Regions from separate parts of the Mus musculus genome. Here all the other regions are linked to region 1. The links are chromatin loops, found by intact Hi-C in ENCODE. Cell type or tissue: left cerebral cortex. All regions are shown on one strand.

Region 1 (8,000 bases):
CTTCCTTTGATGTGGAAAAATCCTATAGACTCTAACTTGATGTAAATTTCACATAGAAGACATCATTACTGGTTCCTCTTTTGTTAACATTTGACACGTTTCTGGCAGCTTCACACTAAATGCACAATAAGTTGATCTATGGCAAAGCAAGCAAGTCAGCAGACTTATGCTAGAACCTAAATAAACAAGACCTCTAATGCAGAGCCCCGAGGAAGCAATCAAAATGCATCTTCTCTATTATAGATGTAAAGCTTTTAAAAGCCAACAATGGGCTCACACATGACCCTCACACCCACTTGTTTCTACTCATCCTCCAGCCCCTTCCTGTTAAAAATAGTTTTTAAACGTTTTTCTTTTATGCCAGCGTACCATCTTGGCTCCTTTGGGACCCACAGCAGCAATCATCCTGTAGTACTTGTGGAAGCAATGTGCCAATAGCAACCAAGGATAGGTGCAGATAGGGAAAGTCAAAAGTGGAGAGCGATCCTATCTCTAAATGGCTAAACCGGAAATCCCAATGAGATCAATACTAGTCAATTACACATCCCTACAGTTGAAATTGAACCCCATAATTGAAGCTTCCTTTGACTCTCTCCTGCGAAGTGAGGAAAAAGGTATTAGGCACTAGCATAGGTCATTGCTGAGTTCTCCATGGGAAAATCCCATTTCCTAAGGCTTCTTTCTCTCTTCCAACCCCTTTAAGCATCACTTTAGCATCATTGTTTGAAAACCTGATTTAAATGCCAATACTGGCCCCTAATTTGGGAGGAAAAGAAAGAGAAGTGATAAGTGGTTAGGGATGCTGGGATGCATGGACAGGAAAGAGAGAGAGAGAGAGAGAGAGAGAGAGAGAGAGAGAGAGAGAGACAGAGAGAGAGAGACAGAGAGAGAAACAGAAGACAGAGAGAGACAGAGAGAGAGACAGAAGACAGAGAGAGACAGGGAGAGAGACAGAAGACAGAGAGAGACAGAGAGACAGAGAGAGGGAGAGGGAGGGTCGGGGCGGGAGGGGAGGAGAGAAGGATGGAGAGGAAGGGGAGAGGTAGACGGAGGGAGGCAGGCCGGCAGACAGATAGATTGGATCTTTTCTCTTTACTTTCCCAGCAAGTAGCCTAAGCGAGTCACAGGAGCGTCTGTGGGGGGACGCGGGAGCAACCAAGGACCGCCCAGGGCACTCTGATAGGCGAGCTCGCTTCTAGGCAGGGGGCGGTGCCGCTCAGAATGTGCGGATAAGGAGCTGTCCTTCACCCTGGTGCTGAATCTAGCTCTTGCGCCGGAACAAAGTACTTTAGACTATTGGTGGAGCTGTGCGCAAGATCTGAACCTTTAAGAAAGGCAATCTTTAAGAGAAGGCAAGCAAGAAAGGCAAGCACAGAAAGGGACAGTTGCAGGAACTGTCGACTGCAGCTCGGAGCTCCGAGGAAGCTCTGCTACGGTTTCAGTGGAGGATCTGAGAAGCAAAATGGAGTGAAGGAGAAGAGTGTCTGTTTAAGGGGGGGTGGGAGGGGGCGAGGCTGTGCGAAGGAGTGGAAACAGAGAGTGAGAAAAGAAAAGAAAGAAAAGCCAAGGCTGGTGCCTATGAATTTGGGATTCAACTGGAAGAATCGCTCACTCGGGGGAAATGGATTCTGTACCAAGACTGACCAGCATTTTGACTTTGGTGCTGTCTGGCTTGTGGCACGTTGGATTAACAGCGACAAATTGTGAGTACTCAGAGCTGGGGGAGGGAAGATGAGGTGGGATCGATGCTCTTTGGAATAACTATCCACTTTCTGACCATATATGCCCTGGGTAGAAGGAAAGATGAAGGGGGAAACTGTAACCACCACTCCAACTATTTCAAAAGTTATCAGAACTGTAAGGAGCTTGCTCTGCTGCCTGCATTGCTTGCCCTTCTTTTGTAATCATAAAGTTCCCTTAGCTCCATGGTTCTTAATCTCAGCCAGGGATGCACGGCCATGAGCAAGCCTCTAGGGGCAGAGAACCTTCAGAGTCAAGGAACTCTGTAATAGCAGCAACTGCATCTCCCACCGATCTGAAAAGTGCCCCAAACAACTCAACCCCCACCTCCACCCTAAGTACTGAGCTCTCTTCACTGCCTTTGGCATAAGGTTCCAATTGGGGCATTTTATAACCAATGAACACCCATGTAAAGGGTTTGGGAGTTTGGGCCTAAGAATTGTAGTCCAAATGTAGTTACTACAGGAGATCAATGGTTCCCTATTACAAGGCAGAGGAGGGAGAGCTCCAGAACACACTCCACCCTCCAAATTCTGGTGCCTGAGAAGGAATAGGGAGTATGCATCGCACTGTCCACGTTTCGACCCGAGCAAGCATATAACAGTTATTTAATTGGCAGTAATTTTTGACTCTCATAGATCTGCCCCTTGTACTACATATTTAAAGAATCCAGTTTGTGAAACTTGAACACAAATAGCTAAACCTATGAGAGGTTCAAGCTCAATTGCTCAGTTGCTTCTTTAGGCAGAAGGAGGGAAATTTTGCCTTCTTTGGGAACTCCCAAATGAGAAAAAATGCAATTAAGCCATCTGTGTTCTTTGCAAGGGTGGCTTACCACAGACTCTCAAGTTTATGCGTTTGTTCCCTCATCTTCTTTTCCTACACTGAAGCTCAGAAATATTATCCAGACTTGACCAATATTGTTTTACTTGTATTATTTTTTTTATTTGTATTATCATTTCTTTATTTGTATTATCATTTTCAGGTGGAAAAAGATAAGAAGACTTACTATAGACGATCCTTTTGCCTTATTACTTAATTCTTAGAGGATCTTGTCCCAGAATTTGCATTATAGAGTGCAGACAGGTGAATAGATGTTCAAAGTAGAGTCAGTGTTTCTGTTATCCAAAGATTGGAAAGCTTACAATTGTTAGGCTTCCCTGTCCATTGTGTTTTGATAAGTGAATAAATTATTTTAGAGGATATATTGAGGGAGATTACATTCAGGTAAATGGAATTTTCTCTTCTGCTTTCTCAAACTTCCTTTCTCCCCCCACCCCCACCCCCGACTTTCTTCTCCCCCCTTTGCCCTTTTCTCATTGAAATTATCCCCATGGTGCCCAAGGGAAAGACCCAAGAGCCTTAGACAGGAAGTAAACTTTGCTACTGAGCTAGTTTCTCTACCTTCTCGAACACTAGAGGTCAGTGCTGCCCAGTTAATGTAGAGGCGTGGCTCTGAATTGTGTTTTCCCTGTAGCACATTCCTTTAGCTGAAGAGCATGAATACTTTGAAGATCCTATAGGTGAGAGTGAGGAATACTGATGAAATGGGTAGAGTGCTCAGCGTGACTTAGGCTTCTTCAAGTATCACCCTTCTTGAAATTCTTTCTTGGAGCTATATTTTCTGTAAATTAATTTGACTATGGTTAATGTATTTTAATTATGTACATGAAACTAAATGACATGGGTTTAAGACTTCAATCTGTCATATCCACAATAGTTACAAAGCCTGTTCTGGGTATTTAAAGAGAAAGTTGGTGATAATGGTCTTCAGAATTTCCCAAGTGGTCATTGCATTCCCCATTTACAAGTAACACAGTCACTGAGTGAGTGAAGCTGGCTAAGTATTCTAGAGACAGTTTTCTTCAGGAATAGCAGTGAGAGTTTATTGTACTGTAAAAACTGGATACATTCAGTAAACAATAGGTTGGCAGCTGGTTCTGAAATCTATGCATATTAGTGGTCTTCAGAGCCTATAAGGCAAAACTTCTCAATGCAATCATGAGTATTTCCCAGTTTCTCTAAGCTATTGTGCAGTTTTTGTGTAGATATTGGATTTGCTAGTAATATATAATATGTTCACATTTGCATATATTCTTTGATGACCTAGATATTTCCTTTCCAAGAGTTTCCTTTTAATTTAAGAGAATTATTCTTTTTAAAAATTATTTCCCCTACATGTTAAGGAGTAATATCTGCCTTCAAAACAGATCGTGTGACCAAGTTCTTCCATGGGGGACAGTTATGGGTATTAAGTTATAGGTGTGAGGTTTCTTAAAAAATAGCTTGCTTGTCTCCTCTTTTTTGTAATCACTCTTTATTGCTGTTGCTATACTCTGTAGTGTGTAAGTATCTATTTGTATATGTTTGGTTTTCTCATACACCCTTTCACACATAGTCCTTTCTACTTACCAAAGTACAAATTGTGTAAGTTTCTTATTAAGCACTATGTAAACAAAATCAGGCTAGAAAGAATGCCAGCATAATACAGATATTCCATTTCTATGGTAAGAATCTAATTACCTACCAGTAATAAAAACCTCTGGAAATTCTCGCATTCTTGATTTTCAGGATATTAAACAGCTAGAGTGTTTCCATTGGGTATATATATTCTAAGAGGACTGTTTAAGTTTGAATATAGATATAGGTCAATGTAAAAATTTTTAAAGTATTATACATTCACCTTCTTTGACATGAGAAGCTATGGTATGACTTGGGAATTTGGGCAAATGTGTCTAGAATCAGTATCTAAGAAGTTCTAGAAACTAGGATGCCTCAGACCAGAGGGGTCAAGTGTCTATCTAATTACTGTCCTTTCCAGCCTGCCAGTAAAATGTAGCCAGCAAGTAAGATATGTGTTTACTCCAAATTGAACAGCAGCTAAATATCTTAATAATGCTATTCTTCTAAGATTAAACAAGTTTAATTTTTATCATGACAAAGTAGGGTATCTAGAAAGCAGGAGAACTAATTATGACACGCATATAAATGTATTGTTAATTTCATTTTAAAAAGAAACATAATACATGATGTAATTTTTAATTTAAAAAAACCTTTAATTTTTCTGAAAAAAGAACAAGAACTAAGTACCTCTTGGAAGTTTGATGCTTATTATTAGAGTCACAGAGACATGTTACTATGATAAGAATATAATAAGCTCTATTCTAGATTTTTCTCACATGCTGTTTTAAAAAGTCTGTGAGAATGCTGATCATGACAGTAAAGAGATATCAGACTTTTAATAGCAACTTCATGTTGATCATTAAAGGTAAAAAAAAAAGTTGCTTTCCATTTCCTTCACTTAACTCCTATATCTAAAAGAGATTAACATTTTGCAACTATAAAATATAAATTAAGAACTAGAGTAGAGATTTTTTTAAGAACAGGACTTATGATAATAATGTCTACTGGAGCAACTCTACTCTCACCTGTGTTTTCCTAGTTAAGGAACAACCACCTTCCCAGTTGTAGTCTTCCTTTGTCTCTGCTCATCTGTCCGGTTGGCTTCAGTTTTCTTTGAGTGAACCACTTTAATTTCCTGTATCCATTTAAAATAAAATGATATGATTCAATGAATTTCTAAATATTTTGTTGTCACCTCAATGTCTTCCAGCTGAAAACACACACCGTGGTGAACTATGACCTGTGTGTGGTAATTACTCAGAACAGATAAGAAGGTGGAGAATGGAGAGTTACCTAATAAGGCAGAAGACAATGGTGTTTTAAAATTTTGAGAAGTTGCACTGTTCCAATTTGGAAACAATACTGACATTTATATCCCCAAAGGAAATAATTTCATTCATTAAAACACTAGTGCCTTTGTCTGGTGAGCTTGTAAAGATTACACACTGACCCCAGGAACCTTGGTGTCTGGAGTAAAAGACTGGGTTTAATGAAAAAGACAATGTTTACTTGTAATGTTTTGTCATTGTTACCTAGAGATGCTACTTCCTGGTTATTTCATTTATGTGTGTTTGAGATTAACAAGCTTCAAAGTTGAGAAACAATGATATTCAGGATAAAAGTTTAATGTGATTTTAATTCCTACTAGTAGACATGCAGAATATACCCCCAGGTTACACACTTTAGAAGGCAAAGTAGAATAAGTGATCCAGTTCATATGAATAAATTTCAATTGAGTAGATCTTAACCATGTCCCAAATTTAATAGTCTAAGCAAATGAGAAAAATGTAAATCCCAACCTACATCCATTTTTAAACACAAATATCTTTACAACAAACTGTCTCCCAATGCATGACAGTAGGTAGTTTGTATAACATCCACAGGAATTTGGCACGGGTTCTCTAAGTTCAGCCTCATAACCTTAGCCTTGGAGAAGGACATGAGCTAGCAGTTTTCCATAAACTCAACTCTAGAGTCATTCCTAAAAAAAGAAAATGAAAAAAAAAAAAAAAAGAAGAAGAAACTCACACCAAGATTTGAAGCATAGCTGTAAATATCACATTGTTCAAAGAAAAGCAACTTTCTATCTGGGCTTGTACCCTGGGCTGAGGATTTACTCTCGTTCATATCTTTAATTAAAAACTTGAGAAGGGATGGAGAAAATCTTAAGAAGAAATTTAGAATATAGTGCTGTGTATACACAAGCACAGGGCACTGCCACAAAGGGCACTTCTATAGACATTATATTCCATAAGTCTGACAATGTCAGACCATAGTTATGCTTAGGTAGTGCTATGAAGTCCTGTTATGTGTGGTATGGTGAAACTCATCTGTCTTTACATAATCATCTAATCCTCATCTACAGTATCCCTCCTAACAAAATACAGAGCTCTACTTTTTACAAGCAAAAAATACTGTCTCATATCTCTTGGATTTATTTGTATGTGTTGTTTATTAATTTGGTCTACAGTACCATTTTCTCTTAAAAAAAAGTTTCCTTGTAGTCTTTCAATCTACATACAGCAACCCCCCAACCTACACACACATTCTAATGCAGGATGTACTGGAAGTGTCTTGGGGACAGGGAAAAGAAAACTGGAGATGGTAAGAATCAGAAATGTTGTGTATATATGAAATTGTCACAGAAAAATATATTTTTGAATATTCTGTCTCAGTAAAGTGACAATTTCTATAATTCCTTTTTCTTCAACTAAGATTCATTACCTCTTTGTCATGTTTTATTTGCACTACTGCACCCAAAACCTAAAAGACTGAGCAAGTTGATGAATGAGCGAATGATTTAATGATTTTCTAGCAAGAGCTTTCAGGCTTAAACTCAGAATTTTCTACTTTGTATTGGCAGAGACTTGCATTTAAGATGTGTTAACTTTGTGCTGTTATTTTAACAACTATTACTTATGACTGTTGTGGAAATTCAACAACAATAGCATCCAACTATGGTCTTGAAGAATGTAGAACTGAAGCTAAGGGTTGGAAAAACTCAGCAGACTAATAGGGGTGTGCTGCTGATTAATATAGAGAAGGAGGAGAAAGTAAAGAAGTAGAAGTCAATTGTAAAGTTAAATAGAAGTTCAGACTGGCTTAAAGAATGTGGGATCTGCAGCATGAACTTCCTTCTGGATTTCTTTCAGAGCAGGTCTAACTTAGGCAGCATGAAAGCATTTGTATCCTGAAGTAAAAAAGAAGGCAAAAAAAAAAAAAAAATAGAAAAGAAAAGAAAAGCAGAAGTGGATGCTCACAGTCAACTATTGGATGGATCACAGGGCCCCCAATGGAGGAGCTAGAGAAAGTATCCAAGGAGCTAAAGAGATCTGCAACCCTATAGGTGGAACAACATTATGAACTAACCAGTACCCCAGAGCTCTTAACTCTAGCTGCATATGTATCAAAAGATGGCCTAGTCGGCCATCACTGGAAAGAGAGGCCCATTGGTCAGGCAAACTTTATATGCCCCAGTACAAGGGAACGCCAGGGCCACAAAATGGGAATGGGTGGGAAGGGGAGTTGGGGGGAGGGTGTGGGGGACTTTTGGGATAGCATTGGAAATGTAATTGAGGAAAATACGTAATAAAAAAAATTTAAAAAAAGAAAAGAACAACAAATAAACAGCTTGTTAGTTACCTGACTTTTCTACAAGATTGAGCTCATTTGATTGACTTTCTTTATGCTATGTTAATGAAAGTTTTATCTAAAATCTTAAAAATATGTGTTCCCCTTGCTATAAGAAATTTCTCTCATTGCTTTAGGTTTGATATAAAGGAGCATTTGGATTCTATTCAATGAAATTTAGTGCTGGATTATAGAAAAGCCTTTTTAATGGAAAACTCACTTCATTT
Region 2 (8,000 bases), 460 kb after region 1:
CTAATTTTTCAGAGGATAGAGGCCATTGAGGAACCCATACATTCTCCTCTGTAATCCAAGGTATGGGCATGGAACCCTCAACAGCTGATTCTAGAAAAAACCCAAGCCTTGTCTTCCTTTATTACCCTCTTGAGGAATAGGTTCAAGTCTACCCTGCTCTCTTTTCCCTAATCCCTTTCCCTCTTTATAGCCCATTTTCTTCATCATTTGAACAGCTTGTGGTGAGTACTCATTAGTCAAGGTTATTCCTAGTGCCTGTAAAATGTCTCTCCCCCAAAGATTAACTGGGAGTGGTAAGACATAGGGAGTAAACCTTCCCGTTTGACCTTCAGGTGCTTGCCAGCTCAGAGTGCGAGAGCTGATAGTGGGGCAGGACTGATAGCCTAACCCTTGCAAAGAATGTGATGATTGAGTAACGGGCCAAGATTTTGGCCACCAGTGGGAAGAGATGATACTTTTATCTGCTCCTGTATCTAGAATCCCTTTGAAGTGTTTCCCTTCTATAACTAACTCTAAAGTTGGCCTGGAATCAAGAGGCATTATTAAGTAAGCAGAATCATTTTCAGCAGAGCCAATTTCTCTAGCAGCTTGAAGGACACCAGGGGAGGGGGAGTAGCCATGTAGGCTTGGCAAGACTATTAGCTGAGCTATTTTATCTCCTTGTGCTATAGAAAAAACACCTTGAGGACAGGAACAAAGAACTTGAAGTTCCCCCTCATAGTCTTGATTTATGACTCCAGGGTGGATAATGAGGCCTTGTAAAGCCAAGGAGGCCTGGCCCAGTATTAGGCCAACACTTCTGGATGGCAGAGGCCCTTTGAAGTCAGTGGGAATGGGCTGCATCCCCATTGAGGGTGTCAGCATGAATCGAGTGATGGCACAGAGATCCACTCTTGCTGAGACTTCTGCAGCTCTGTGGACTGTAGTGTCCGCCTGTTGTGAGCTGGGATCCCATATGTTTTGGGGCCCTGGGACCTGGGGCCCAGAAACTCGTTTTTTGAATTGTCTTCACTTCTTTCTGCCTGAGGTCCAGACTGAATAAATCTGCCTCTGACGTCTTTAATTGAACGACACTCACTGGCTCGATGATAGCCTTTTCCACACCTGGTACATAGCCCTAGCACTTTTCCTTTTACGAGTGCCTGGCAGTCTCTTCTCATATGCCCTGGTTTGCCACAGTTATAGCAGACCCTGTTATTACTATTTGTATCTGAACGCCTTTGGCCCTGCAGGATGGCAGCCGCTAACCCTGCATTAGATAAGGGGCCTCCAAGCTCACGGCATACCCTTAACCAATCTTGCAGTCCTTTGCTCTTTCTAGGTGTAATTGTTGCTCTGCATTCTTGAGTGGCTTGCTCATAAATCAACTGTTCCACTAAAGGCATTGCCTGTTCAGAGTCTCCAAAAATTCTGTCTGCTGCCTCTGTCATTCTAGCTACAAAGTCTGAGAATGACTCCTGAGGATTTTGTATAATTTTTGTCAAGTATCTTCCAGACTCTCCCTTTTTGGAAAGTGCCTTCCACGCCTTAATGGCAGCAGTGGAGATTTGATTGTATGCTCCCCAATCATAATTCGTCTGATTATTAGCATATTGCCCTTGTCCTGTCAATAATTCAAATGTCCAATTTCTCTGATTGCCTTCAGTAGTGGCATTGACTTTGGCCTGTGTCTGAGAAGCATCATGCCACAACGCTTTCCACTCCATATATTGCCCCATATTAGGGAGTGCAGCCTTCACTGTTGTCTGCCAGTCTCCAGGGGTCATGGCTAAAGTAGCAAATCTTTCAATTTGGGAGATAGTGAAGTTGGCACTAACTCCATAATTGCGAACCGACTCAGCAAGTTCTTTTATCTGAGTATACTCCACGTGGGCGTGTACTCGCCCTCCATCTGCAGCTTCAAAGACAGGAAATGTCTGATATAATTTTTTCTTTTCCTCCTTTGAAAGAAAAGAATCAGAATAAAATTTCTCCACATAAGGTGGAGGTGTATTGAGACTAGAAGGCCCAGAGGTGGCCTGTTCTGTGTCTCCAGTAACTTTTAATTTTTTCTCTGATTTCTTCACTCGCCTTTCCTCTGGATGGTATCTTTCTTTTTTATAATGAGCTGCCTCATAATGCGACTCCTCTTCCTCAGAGGAGCTAAGCTCATCTGCTTTTAAACTATCAAGCTTCAAAGCCTCTAGTTCCTTTACCGGATAAAGGCTTTTCCTTTTCTGAACTTTCTCCTTTTCCTTTTTCTCTCCCTGAGGACTTATCCTCAAATTTTTCACTTCCTCTGACTCAAGGTCTCTGGAAGGGCTTTTTACTTTGTGCACATTTTCCTTTTTTGGAGCTCCTAACCTTTCACACCATTCCGTTTCTGCCATGCTGTCCTGTGCTTCTTCTAATATTGCCTGCCCTGTTATTATTGCTGGACGGCATCTCTCATCCTCCAGGCACGATCTCACCAGTTTCCATAATGGCATGGTCCCTGCCTTTAATTTCCCATTCTGTTGTTCCTTAGCTAAGTCTTCCCTTAATTTCTCCCAAGAGGAAAGAGTTAACGACCCTGAACACGCGTACCAAGGTGATATACGTTCTATTTCCTTAATGAACGTTTCTAAGGTTCTTGTAGAAACTTTTATCTCTCGCTGTTTTAAAACAGAGTGTAGAGCTGTAGTTACAGAATGTGAATTTCCCATACTGCTCCCTTATCTACGAGAGGCTTAAATATGAGACGAGCACTGCGGCTTATATACGTCCGTCTGATCGTGCTTCACAGCATTCAAAACTTTTTCTTTCAGCGCCACTTCTGGTGAGTGCAGGATCAAACCAGGAGAAATAGGGTTAACACAGCCAGCATGAGAACAAAAGGCTTTTAGTGCCACCTTCCAGTTAAGGGGAGGGATTAAGAAGGATCAGAGTTACTTACAAGGATTCAGCATGCTCTCGGAATTCCAAAATCCACCGTGGTTCTGAAATCTGCTCCGGTTGGTCGGAGGGTCTCCTCTAGGTGCCGCGTTGTTAAGGCGTTTTTTCCCGGGTTTCAGCACCAAGTATCCCGAGCTTATCCCCGTCCCGCGGGAAATAAACACAGGACACACCAGATTCTTCCACGGTTAACTTTTACTTCTATATCATATTGAGGTAGACAAAGAAAGCTCAGAAAGTGTGTGGCTTAAATACTTTTGGTGACGTGTCTAAACTAGGACTGGTAGCAACACCCATGATCCTCATGCACCCTGGGGATAGGTTAAAGCCCCCAGGGGTTGGGCAAAAGCCTCGGAGATGGACTGGTGACTTTGGCTGGCTGTGCTCTCGCAGCTGCGCACAAAGAGGTTTAGCACTATCTAGTGGCGGCACGTAGATTGCAGCCCTTTACAATGCTGGTCTCAAAACTGTCTGCAATGTCCCAGCTACAACCTTCATGTTTCTACTGATAGCAGGAGGAGCTGTTGCTGTTGGCAGGTGCAATTTCTCCCCTACTTTCTTTAGTTATATTTGAGTTACTAACAGTTCTTTTTTACAGAGAACCTGACCTTGAAAATCCCCTTACACAGTTCCCACTTGTCATCAAAAGGAGACTATCATTTTTAAAATTGGAGATTTATTTTCAAATTATCTATCTGTGTCTGTGTACATACATGTAAGGGGAGGTATCTTCAAAGGCCAGAGGAATATGTTATACTTGTCACAGATCATGTTACAGACATTTGTAAGACAACCATCATGGGCAGTGAGAACTGAACTCTGACCCTGTGCAAGAAGAGAGCAGTCTCTTAATTTCTGAGCTGCTGCTCTAGATTTCACTGTTTCCCACAACCCTTACCTGTTGGTCTCTGGCAGGCGGTCTCTGGAGAGTTATGAACTTGTTGGATATAGAAAGTGCTTTGCGCACGCCTTTAATCCTAGCACTTGGGAGGCAGAGGCAGGCAGATATCTGATTTAGAGGCCAGCCTGGTCTACAGAGTGAGTTCCAGGACAACCGGGGCTACACAGAGAAACCCTGTCTTGAAAAAAAAAAAAAACAATAACAAAAAACAAAACAAAAACCCAAACAAACAAAAAGAAATATTTAACAGAAAGGGGAATTTCTGCTGATTATTAATTAGTACAGAGTATGCTTTGAATCAAAATGTGATAATCACTATAGCAGACTTTCAAATCACTAATCATAGTTATATATATATATGTATATATATATATGTATATATATATATATATATATATTCATAGTTGATTCTATATTTTATCTTGTCTGAGATTACAGTAACATTCTTTTGTCATTTTTATTTCATTCACCTCATGATCCTGCAAATTTTTCCTCTCAAACTTACTCATCTGTGCAAAACACGTTTATATCAGTTAGGTACAAATAAGTGTTTACACTGGACCAAATCATAGATTAAATATTGTCTATAGCATTAAAACACTTTAAGACTTGATTTCGAAGGCAAATGGCTTCAGAATAGCAAACTCTGAAGGGCAGTATTATAATACACACTGAAAAATATATAAGACTCGGTATGGATAAATCAAGCTGAAGAAAACATGTAGCCTATTCAGCAAAGAGCAAGAGTGAGATTAAAAAAAAAGGTACATGTTCACCTGTGATCTTCACAGTCAGAGAAGATAAGAAGGTAAGGAAGTTTCAAGAAACCAGAGGATCTGAACTAGGATGGGAGTGGGCAGGTAAGAGAAGGGCTGGCCAGAATCATCTGGAGTTATTACTGAAGAAGATGAAGGATGATAGACATCACTGATATCAGTCAGATTGCAGGAAAAGAAAAAGCTCAGTGAAAGATGTACTAGAAGATTTAGTGTGATAAACTGATTTAAGTAATTGTGGGAATTAATTGGCAAGTCTGAAATCCAAAGGGCATGGAGTTGGGAAAGAAGGCTGAATGTCCAAGACAGGAGGTTAAGCTATTTTCCTCCAGTGAATGTGTTCATGTGTGTTCATTTGACTTCGTTTGAGTTCATTTGAGTTCATTGTGTGTGTGTATGCATGAAAGGGTGAATTGGGTGTGTGCATGCCTGTGGCATGTGTGCAAGTGTGTTATTTTCTTTGCATGCATGTTTGCCTATGTGTGTGACTGTATGTACATATGTGTATTTCTGTATAAATGTGTGTGGATCCACATGTGAGTATGTGTGTTTGAATGTGTTTGTGCATGTGTGTTCATATGTGTGTATGTGCATGAGTATGAATGTTTGCATCTCAGGGAGGCAGAGGAAAATCTTTTGTGTTGTTTTCTCAGAACTGTCCATATATATATTTTATTAAGATAGCACCCTCCCCAGGCTGAAATTGCTAATCAGCTTAGGCTGGCTCTCCAATGAGCCTCTCACTATATCTGCCTCTTCAGGACTAGCATTACAAACTCTTGTCACCACATTCAGCATTTGGGGTGTGTTCTGGAAATAGAACTTCATGCTTCTAGACAGTTTACTGCCTGAGCCCTCTCTGAGCTCCTAGGCAATATTTCTTTCAAGGAAGACTCAGCTCCATGTCATGCTTTTCTGATGATTTCAGACTTCCCACCCAGATTTTCCACATAACCTCCGTTAAATATTGTCAGCTGCTCATAGATTTTAATCTCATCTACAAAACCCTTTTACAGCAGCACTGAGATCAGTGATTCACTAGGTGACTGGGTGCAGTATTCTTGCCAAGCTAATACATGAAACTCACCCTCACAGTCATATATTACCTTGGCCCCATTGTCATTCTCCGCTTCAAATATATTCAGTTATACTTCTGAAAATGTGGCATCCTGCAGCATAAGAGTTTTGACTGTATTATTTACAACCATGTCACATAAGCTTGTCTAGCCCTGTGATATTGACACTGGTTATAGTGTCATGTAGCATATGATTAAGATGGAAGTATACTAATTCTTATGTAAACAAATTATAGCTCACTCTCTTATCCTTGATTTAAAATGTATGTAGTGAGGTCAGGGGAGGTGGCAGAGTTGATTGATGCACAAGCAGGAGACTGAGTTTTATCTTCCAAACTCCTATACAAAGGCAGACATAATAGCATGTGCTTAGAATCATAGCACTGGACAAGCAGATTTTTGGAGCTCACAAACCAGACACCCTAACTCAACCAGTGAGTCTCAGGCAAGTTAGGAGACCTTGCCTCAAGTCACAAGTTAGACTGTGGCCAAAAATGACACCTGATGTGGACTTTTGGTTTACACACACACACACACACACACACACACACACACACACACACACACTTCATCAATGAGGAAAAGTGGCTCCTGGGTTTGTCTATTATCTTGTTCAAATGCCAGGGTCTTTCTTATGCTATACACATTCTTATGATTCTTTTATGGCATAAAACCTATGTGCAACATGTGAATTTAGTGGCACCATATCTAGTTTGTATATTTACTGTCCTCCAGAGGTCCATGTCTTAAAGATTGAGCCCAAAGTAGCACCATTAGCAAGTGAATCCTTAGAATTTGGGCTGCTTAAGACTGAGGGACAACTTCTGCTGTCTTTTTGTCTGCTGGTGTGTTCATATGAATGCCTTGGCATACCTCTGAGATGAACTGTTCTGACATAGGCATAATGGGAATGGGTTTTTAGCTTCATGGACCAAAACTATTAGACTATATACACCTTCTATCTTTGCAAATTAACTATGTCAAGTGTTTCCATTATAGTGACATAAAACTGGCACAAGATGAGAACTTCATTCAACCCTTATAAAACATTATTTCACACAGGATTCCCTTTAAATGAGGTTACCTGTAAGCAAGAAATCCTGCCCACTTCTTGGTGAGTCCCTTGGCACTAGACTGATGTCTAGGTGTGGGAAGCCACATGTGCTGTTGCAGAGTGGTGCTGGCTACTGCTGGCCACCATGCATAAGTTTGGACAAACAACCAATGTGTACATATGCAGTAAAGTTTTTTGCCAAGACACTGCCTGGCCCGGACATGATAATGAGGTTCTGAGAGTACCACCAATCAGATGTGAGACGTGCAAATGAGGTATGATAATGAGGTTCTGGGAGTATAACCAATCAGATGTGAGACATGCAAATGAGTTATGATAATGAGGTTCTGTGAGGTACTGAGAGAGAGTAACCAATCAGATGAGGAACATGCAAATGAGGTATAGTGCATAACCAATCCGGGTGTGAGACATGCCTCTCTAGGCCTATATAAGCAGCACCAATTCTGGGCTTGGGGTCTCTTTGCCTCTGTAATCAAGCTCTCCCAATAAACGTGTGCAGAAGGATTCTGTTGCAGCATCTTACTTGCTGGTCGAGTCCAGCGCGCAAGATCTAGGTTTTCAGCAGAGTCACACATCTCAGGCTAGGGAAGAAAAGGATGACTCAGTTTCTTACGTAGTACCAGGAAAAACTTATATCTGGTCTTTTTGTGGATATGGTGGGGAATATATGCCCCAGTGTACAGATCTCTATTCTTGTTTCAGGCCCTGATCTCCAAACACAGTTTCTAACCTATCCCAGAGTTCTCATGTGGCTGAAGGGACTTTGTCCAACTTGAAGATAATGAGCATGGCTCTGGAAAACCTTACCCTTTTCTGTCTACCTGGATAAAAACTGGTTAGATTACAATCCTGAAGCTAGCCCCCAAGGGCTATTTCCTCCTTCTGAGGGTGACTACCAAAGTCTAGCTATCAATGTACTAATAGCCATCAATGAAAAACCTCCTTTGGCTCATATAGTTAACATGCCCAATTAAAATGAAACACCTCATCTGTACATGGGGTTTCTTTCCCTTGTACCTTTATAAACTGTCACTTTCCTATGTACCACATCTCTCTTCTCTCTATTCAGAAGTCCATTGTCTGACCCCTCCCTTCCCTGAATAAATTCTCAGTATCCCTTTCCTTTACCCATTTTCTCTACTCTCCTTTGTTCTCTTTCCCTCCTCCATCTTCTATCTCCTGTCTTTGTCTCTTATTCCGTGGCTTCTGTCCTTTGGGGTATGTAAATCTCCTTTGGGCTCCACACTTGGTTTTGGGGG
Region 3 (8,000 bases), 440 kb after region 1:
TAGTGAGTGCCAGGAGGCTGCTTGTCTTTACCACCTAGAGGTAAGATTACAGACACATATGACCATGTCTTGACTTTTTATATAGTTTCTCGGACCTAACCTCAGGATCTCATACTTGCTTAATCAGTGACAGACCTATCTCCCTGGCACCAGTTTTCAAGTGTTAGGATACTTTCTGAGTTATCATATTTTTTCTTTTTATGCTTATTGATTTTCTTCCCCTTCCATATCCAATGCTTTCTTTGAAATCTTGATCATCTACTGAAACTCTTGTGCACTCTGATTTCATACAGAGTAAATATGGCAGTGTGTCTGCCATATTCATCAAGTCAGACACTAACTGTGTTACCTCATCTGGGCTTTGAATCATCCAGAAAATTGATATATTTAAATTGAAAAAGTATGCATTAAGAAGTCACATTTGTCAAGAACATTTACAACAATTGGCAGAGGGGGATGTTGCACATGATGTCTGTGTGTTCTCCATTTATCATGAGTGCATATGGAGGTCAGAGGTTGACAAAGCACATCTTGCTTTACAATTTCCACCTTGTAGATAGAGTCAGAGTTTCTCATTTGACTCTAAAGTGAGTGTGTTTTGTTTTCTAGCTAATCAGCTTGCCTTGGAGACTTCCTTTCTCTGCTTCCTGGGTATAAAAGTCACAAGTGTTCTGTCTTGCTTGCCTGGAATATTGCATGTGTGCTAGGGATACAAACTCTATCCCTTATACTTATGCAGCCAGTGCTTTACCACTGAACCATCTTTTCCATCCTACCATGACTGTTTTAGATATATTATTTTGGTTGTGACTACCAATATCCACATACAATGTTAGTTCCCTTTTATATCTATATGACATTTACTTTCTGTGTTTGGTTCTAAAATAATCAGTTTGTGCTACTTGATAGAGCAAAGAAAAGAAACAGCATTTAACAGGAACTGATTAAAGCATCTGGAAACCATGCTCATGAATCAGTCTTTTCACTTGATCTTAGCCAAAAGGCTTAAAAGCAGTGAAACAGCCTCTTCAAATAAGCAAATTATAAGACTTACCTATAAGTCTCCTATCAAGTAAGTGTGTTGAGATGATCTTTTCTAGTCTCAGTACACTGGTCCTAAATACACAGTGCTATAAGAAAGCTCTGCATGTTCTCACTCAGTTTGTTCCTTATTCTAGAATTATTAGACTTTTCCATTTCTCAAATGTTCTTTTCATTGTGAGAAATACAACAGTGATTCTTTTAGTGACCATAGACAAATGACTTTGAGCCCTATATTTTCAATGTTAGGTTGAGTTTATTAACACTAGTGCAAGGACTATGGGAAACTTATTAAAAATGTTTTTAAATGACTAGTATTTCTGACAGCTTACACCAAACCTTTTTCTCCATATACAGCTGGACTTGAGAATGTTGTCCTAAAATCATTATAATTTGTGTAGCATAAGAAAAAAATGTTATTTTAGGGTGTTTTTATATTGATAGAACTGTATAGTATGTATGTTTTCATGTTGATGTTTGTACAAATGCATGTGTGTGGACCTCTGGATGTAGATGCCAGAGGATATCCTTAGCTGTTGTTCTTCAGGAATCATCCATTTTAGTTTTGAAACAGGTTCTCTCATAGGTCAGGAACTCAACAAGTAGGCTAGACTAGATAGCCAATGAGTATAAGGGATTTGACTGTCCCTAACTCCTTAACTCTGTCTGGCATTAGCAGCATGCAAAATCATGTACACAGATTCTGTGGGATTGAGCTCAGGCCCTCATATTTGTAAGACAAGCATTTTTCTAATTAAACTATTTTTCCAGTAGCTATGAGTCGTAGTTCTCATAGCAGTGTATGTATTTTATCTTCTGCTGTTCCACTTCTTCTTTATGAGATGTTCCTGATAGCATAGGCTAGGATTTAAAGAAAAAAATGGAGACTATCCCTTGAGGTGGGGTCACTAGCCATGACCTTATCTACAGAAAAACCAGCGCTTTACTTTATAAATCACTTACAAAATCACAAAATAGTATTAAGATAGATAAAAACTTTCCCAACAATAAAATTTCATATGGATATATGTGTGTCATCAGAAGTTGGCTTTAGTATATGGTAAAGAAAGCCTTAAATAAAAAAAAATTAAAATAGTTTAAATTTACACCTTAAAGATTCACCAAAAAATCAGGTAGCAGAGGTTAAATAATAACTGACCATAAAAATTTATTAACCTGCTCTTGGAAATATGCCACTAGACTTGGATGATTTTTGTGCTTTACTGTGCCAAATGTCAATGATGATATTGCTTCATGAAACACATCTTCTAAGAGTTGTAATACTTGTTTCTTTATATATAAAAACCTTTGTTTGAGAGCTGCAAAATACACTCAGATTCAAACTGGCTCTGTGTTTGTTTCAGTTTGTCACCAATGAATCCTTACTGATCTAGCCTTTGAGGACCCTCGTCCCAGGGACCCCCATATCCGACTGGCGTGGTCTGTGGCAAGTGTTTGTTCCGATGTAAAGTTATAACCATTCTGCATTTTGTGCCACAATAAATATTTAGCTATTCTCTAGAATATTCCTACCTCCATTCTTGTATCTGTGCAAAAGAATTTAAGGTTTTACTTAAAGGTGTAATTCAATTCTGAGTTCTCTACGACTCAGCATGTCTGAATGGTTTTCAAATCATTTAACTGTGGCAGTAATAGGACTTTAGCATATCCATTTCCTGTTGCTCCTGTTTTTGCTTGCCTGTCTGTTTCAACCATCTTGGCTTGATTGCTTTGCATTTCCTCCCATTAGGTGTTTCCCCAACTACTGTGAACATGGAGGACACTGTACTCAAACCTGGACAAACTTCTACTGCAACTGCAGTAATACTGGTTACACAGGAGCCACCTGTCATGATTGTGAGTACACAAAATGTGCCTACAGTATGTAGATACAACTCCAGGAATGCAGTGTGGGGACCCTGGCTACTCACCACATTGTGAGCACTGTCTATACCTTTAGCATAAATTATCAAATAGGATACAATATTCCAAATACTGAATGGTGCAGAGGAAAAGAATAGACACAAGCCATATCTTTATGAAATTTATGAGAACAGGGTAAACAAAGTGAGGTCAGATATATGGTAAATTAAAAGAGAAAAATGATGCTATAATTACACAGGGGAGCTTTGCAAGATGGCAATGTCTTCATTACTTGAGTTGTACTGTTGCAACAAGTAGCTCATATATCAATGGTCCAAGTGACAAGTGGCTTGATGTCTGTCTTAGTTATTTTCCTACCACAATGATAAAATACTATGACCAAAGCAACTTAAGAGAGAAAAGATTTATTTGGGTTTACAGTTCCAGAAAGATACTAGCTATTCTAAAGGAAGAAGGCATGGCAACCAGTGGGGAAGGCATGGTAGAAAGAACAGAAATCCTGACATCACTTTGTATTCACACTCAGGAAACAGACTATACTAGAAAATCGAATAAAGCTCTATAGCTTCCAGTCCTGTCCCCAGTTACCAATTTATTCCAATGAGGTTACACCATCTAAAAGTTCTGAAATTTTCCAAACAGCACCACAAGCCAGAGACCAAATGTTCAAACATGAACTTATGGAAGACAGTTCACATTCAAACTACAACATAGCTATACCACAAAGTCCCTCACACATTTTCAGGCCTTCTTTCTCATTATCTTAATAAATGGTAGCGGTATCTTCTGAATATTGCTATGGCCAAGAGAAGGAAAATACAGGAAGGAAATACATGATAAGGGTACAGGCTTGTATTTTATTCAAAGGCTTCTACTGAAAATATGAATGAGTAATATTTCTGCTCACATTTGCCTGATCAGATACTACCCTACTGTCTTCTTCAATAGAAGGAATAATATGTCAGACCATGAGAAGAGAGGCTAAAAATCTTAAATATTGATTGTAAGTATTCGTGACTACATGTCAGTGGTGGGCATTTGGAAAATTTTAGATTGAAGGCCTAGGCTGATTGTGTTCAAGATATAGAAGAAAAATAGAAAGAAGAATTCAGAGTATGGAGGAAGTGTATATACTAGTGAGTATAACATTGTCCTGTGGAGAAACTGTAAAGAACCCATGCGCTAGAATGGAGCACTAATGACAGAGTCAGGAGACAAGAGAACAGGACTGGGCTGATATATGTGAAAGGAGAAATATCCATTTTCTTGTGGTTGGCATAATTTCATCCTTGTTTAGGGTTGAAAATAATTTTTTTCATGTGTATGACTACATTTTTTTATCTATTCCTCTTCTGGCAGTGCCCTGGGAAGGTTCCATGACGTAGCTACTGTGAAATGAGCTAAAGCAATACTGATGTGCAAGTGTTTATGGGATACTGACTTGGAGTTCTTTCGATAGCCTTCCATCCCCCGGGGTGATTTGGCTAATATATCTTGTTGGTCTAGTATTCAGTTTTCCAGGCATTTTTTTTTTCATTTGTGAGTCCTAGATTGTATTAGATGAATTAAGTCATATATACAGAAGACATGAAGTTAGAAGTGAATCTGTGTGGGAAAGAGGTGTAATGATGGGAGGCATAATGAGATTTGGAGCAGAATGATCAAAGATATATGGCATGGTCCACAAGATGTGGACTCTTTTTGTGCTATGTATATGGGTGTGTATATATGTATGCATATGTCCTAATTTGTACTGGTATGTATAGAGGATAGAAGCTGAATTCAGTTGTCAGTTTTATCTTTGCTTAGTTGTTTTTTTTTTTTTTTTTTTCTGAGATGCAGCTTCTCCCCTATCCTGGAGCTCACTGTTTCTGATGAGCTGGTGAGCAAGGCCCCAGGATAGTCACTACCTATCACCTAGCTCTGAGACTGCAGGTGCAAAACACTCTTACTTACCTTTTACATAAGTTCTAAGGACAAATTTAGACTCTCATGCTTATGCACAGCAAATTCCAACTTAGCAATCTTCTCATCATCATGAGTTGCATTATTTACAGGATTAGTCCTCAGAAATGGCAGAAGGTCAAGAAACAAATTGATTTGAAAGGTCTTACTTCATACTTCTAAGTGTCTGAAAGACTTAAGACAGTGTATACTTCACAGTTCTTTTCTCTGACTTTATTTTCACTTTTCTGTTGGAATCACTTAATAGATAAAACTACTTACCATGTCTTTCTGCTAAATGCTTGGATATCAAAATGGAAGTTAATATTTGTACTCTTGGAGTTAGTATTTTTCATTTGCTTTGTTTAAATTGTTTAAATTTGACTGCTAGGACCATAGAATGACTGTTCTTCATTTACTGACAAACTGCCTTGTATATCTGATAATTAATATTTTGATTCCCTGAAACAAAGAAGGATTTTTACTGAATTATATTCTGACTACACTCAGGAACAGCTCCAGTTGACTTTATATCTTAGACCAGACAAAGTCAGTGCATGCCTAGCTCATCCCCAGCTGCATGAACAAACTCACTTCTCTATATTTTTCTTTGTTTCATCCTGCTTTTCTCCAAGCTCTTTAAAAATCCACCTATTTATCCATCAATTGACATCCATTAATATAAGAGGTGATACTGTCCCCAGAAAAAAAGTAATTTGGAGATCAATTCAGAGAAGTTGTCACCCTGATGATCACCTCTTATATTAAATACTATTTATCCTGAATTTGTCCCCTGGGACACATATCTGGAAAGCATCAGGAAAGTGATTCCTGTAAGTTGTTCTCTAGTCTATGATGATTTACACACACACACACACACACACACACACACACACACACACACACACACACACACAAATACATACACATGCACATGCACAGTCATGTAGGAACAGCACCCTAAGCCCTCCCACATGCAGATAAGGCAGCTCCAAGCTCTCAGACCAAGCTAATGGCAAGTACCTGCTGCCAGACCCTGACCCATCCCCAAACTGTATATAAGAATCCTATCCAGAAGGAATAAAGGTGTGTGAGAACTACTTTGTTATCTGAGAGCTCCTCTCATCAGAGCTGTAACACTGCCACTTGGGAAGAGGTCTGCTGTTCCGAAAGGCCACCAAAAGTTCCTCCACACTCCTCCCCTGCTAGTCAGCTTCTCATTGACTCAGCCCAGTCAGACTCAGCATTAAGTAACCCCACCTATTGTGCCCCTCTAGTTTTCCTGCATATCAGTGTGCTTTCAATCAGGTGAGCTGCTGCTCACTCTGCTCACAGTTCTATCATATACAAATTGATTACTTCTGTTTTGGTGCTTAGGCTAAGTTCTTGGAACTTCTTTGTGTTGCCAGAAGACCAAGCTCCAAGCAATTTACCCTTTGTATGTTATTTCTTCTTTCAGAGTCAGAAAACAGATGCCCTCTGTAAATTTCAGGCTAGCCTGGTATACAGAGCAACTTCCAGGACAGCCAGGGCTACACAGATAAACTCTGTCTTCAAAACTCTATTAATTAATGAATTAATGAATGTGTTATATTTATTTACCTGTTTACTTACTTGGTGTGTGTATGTCTCTGTGTATGCAAGCACATACATGAGTGCATGTGTATGTATTTGTGAGTGTGTGTGAGTGTGTGCATGCATGTGTGTGTGCATGTGTGTATGTGTGAGAGAGAGAGAGACAGAGAGAGAGAGAGAGAGAGAGAGAGAGAGAGAGAGAGAGAGAGTGTAAATCATCATAGACTAGAGAACAACTTACAGGAATCACTTTCCTGATACTTTCCAGATATGTGTCCCAGGGGACAAATTCAGGTCATCATGCTTGACCAACCAAGCATTACTAGTAGTCAATATATCCTGCTGATTCTCTCTTCTTACTCTTTTCCTTCTCCTCTTCAAATCTCTTCTGAAACCTCCATTATTGTTTTCCCAGGAACAGAGCTCTCATCCCAGCAACTGAACCTGATGCTGTCTGCAGTATCACAATCTCACTTGTGTTTTTCAGCACCTATCAAAGATCAAATATCTACTATGTAATGGACATTAGATCAGTGCTGGGGGAGATAGAGAGATGGGTTACTTAGTAAATAGCTTTCAGTACAGGCATAAGAACCTGAATTCGATGTTCAGCACTCTGTAAAAATTAAGGGTGATATGTGATGTTATGACAGGATCACTTGGGCTTACAGGCTTGTTAGTCTAGATAAATCAGTGAGATAAGAGAGATATGTCTCAAAAATATGAAAAAAAACTATAATAGACAGCAATGTTGAGTCCCTATACATGCACACCTACCAACAAGATACACACACATATATACACAGGCATATACACATTCTCTCTCTCTCTCTCTCTCTCTCTCTCTCTCTCTCTCTCTCTCTCTCTCTCTCTCTCATCACATATTGGAATACATTGGAATACATACATGCTCATGCACAGACACAGATACACATACATACACATGAACAAACTTCTTCTCTTCTGCTTCTTTCTTCTTTTCTTATTGTCCCTTCATCTTTCTCTCCTCTTCATCATTCCCTTTCTTGTCCCTCTTCTTCCTTTCTTTCTCCTCTTTCCTCTTCTATTTCTTCCCCCTCATCTTTCTTTCATATTGTCCTTTCTTTCTCCGTTTCTTTCTCTTTTTTCTCTTCCTTCTTGTCTATATGAAGTTGAGAGCTATCTCTTATTAACATGGAATTTAAAGAACGTTAATCTCAATAAGAACCTCATCTTATAATATTAATATATGAGTTAAGCCTATGATAAAGATATGAAAGATAGTTTGTAATATATTTTTTGTCAGAGTTACTTACTATGTGCAATTGTCTAAATGTGACAGAGACCTGTTTCCATAAAGAGGAACTAGCAAAGCTACTCTGCTGTGTGATGACTGTTAACTGTGAAGACCAGACAGCTTGATATGTTCCTAGTCAATATATGCTTATTGACTATCCAAAGCAAGAAATACTCCATCAGACTTGAGAGAATAAAGCTGACACCCTTTTGTAAAGCTGAAAAGGGACCTGAGGTGCTTTGTTAGGATGTCAGCAAGCTACACTGTGAAGAGACTAAAG

What was found. Peaks named below come from ENCODE experiments on the same cell type or tissue, not always from the same donor. Only the 100,000 strongest peaks of a DNase experiment are listed, where the experiment ranks them.
Region 2: it touches region 1 in a loop (3-fold over the local background); 2 of 42 quality-filtered maps call a loop at or near these places.
Region 3: it touches region 1 in a loop (2.2-fold over the local background); 4 of 42 quality-filtered maps call a loop at or near these places.

The regions. Positions count from the first base shown.
Region 1 is chr1:99,771,144-99,779,143 of GRCm38, forward strand. It overlaps Cntnap5b (contactin associated protein-like 5B), which reads left to right and starts at 1,258. Exons shown (of 24, transcript NM_172851.3): 1 at 1,258-1,703. The coding sequence starts at 1,622. Gm51641 (a long non-coding RNA gene) reads right to left here. Exons shown (of 3, transcript XR_003947954.1): 2 at 5,169-5,278. In left cerebral cortex, CTCF peaks have their summits at 1,222, 1,946 and 3,157 (motif pointing right); DNase peaks (open chromatin) are centred at 121, 1,249, 1,655, 1,929 and 2 more places; H3K4me3 peaks cover 2,613 bases.
Region 2 is chr1:100,228,776-100,236,775 of GRCm38, forward strand. All of the region lies in intron 11 of Cntnap5b (contactin associated protein-like 5B), which reads left to right. Among named protein-coding and RNA genes, the nearest start is that of Gm41923, 20 kb to the right of the region's middle. In left cerebral cortex, a CTCF peak has its summit at 3,353; a DNase peak (open chromatin) is centred at 3,354.
Region 3 is chr1:100,210,876-100,218,875 of GRCm38, forward strand. It overlaps Cntnap5b (contactin associated protein-like 5B), which reads left to right. Exons shown (of 24, transcript NM_172851.3): 11 at 2,792-2,898. Among named protein-coding and RNA genes, the nearest start is that of Gm41923, 38 kb to the right of the region's middle. In left cerebral cortex, no CTCF peak of the experiment used is centred here; no DNase peak of the experiment used is centred here.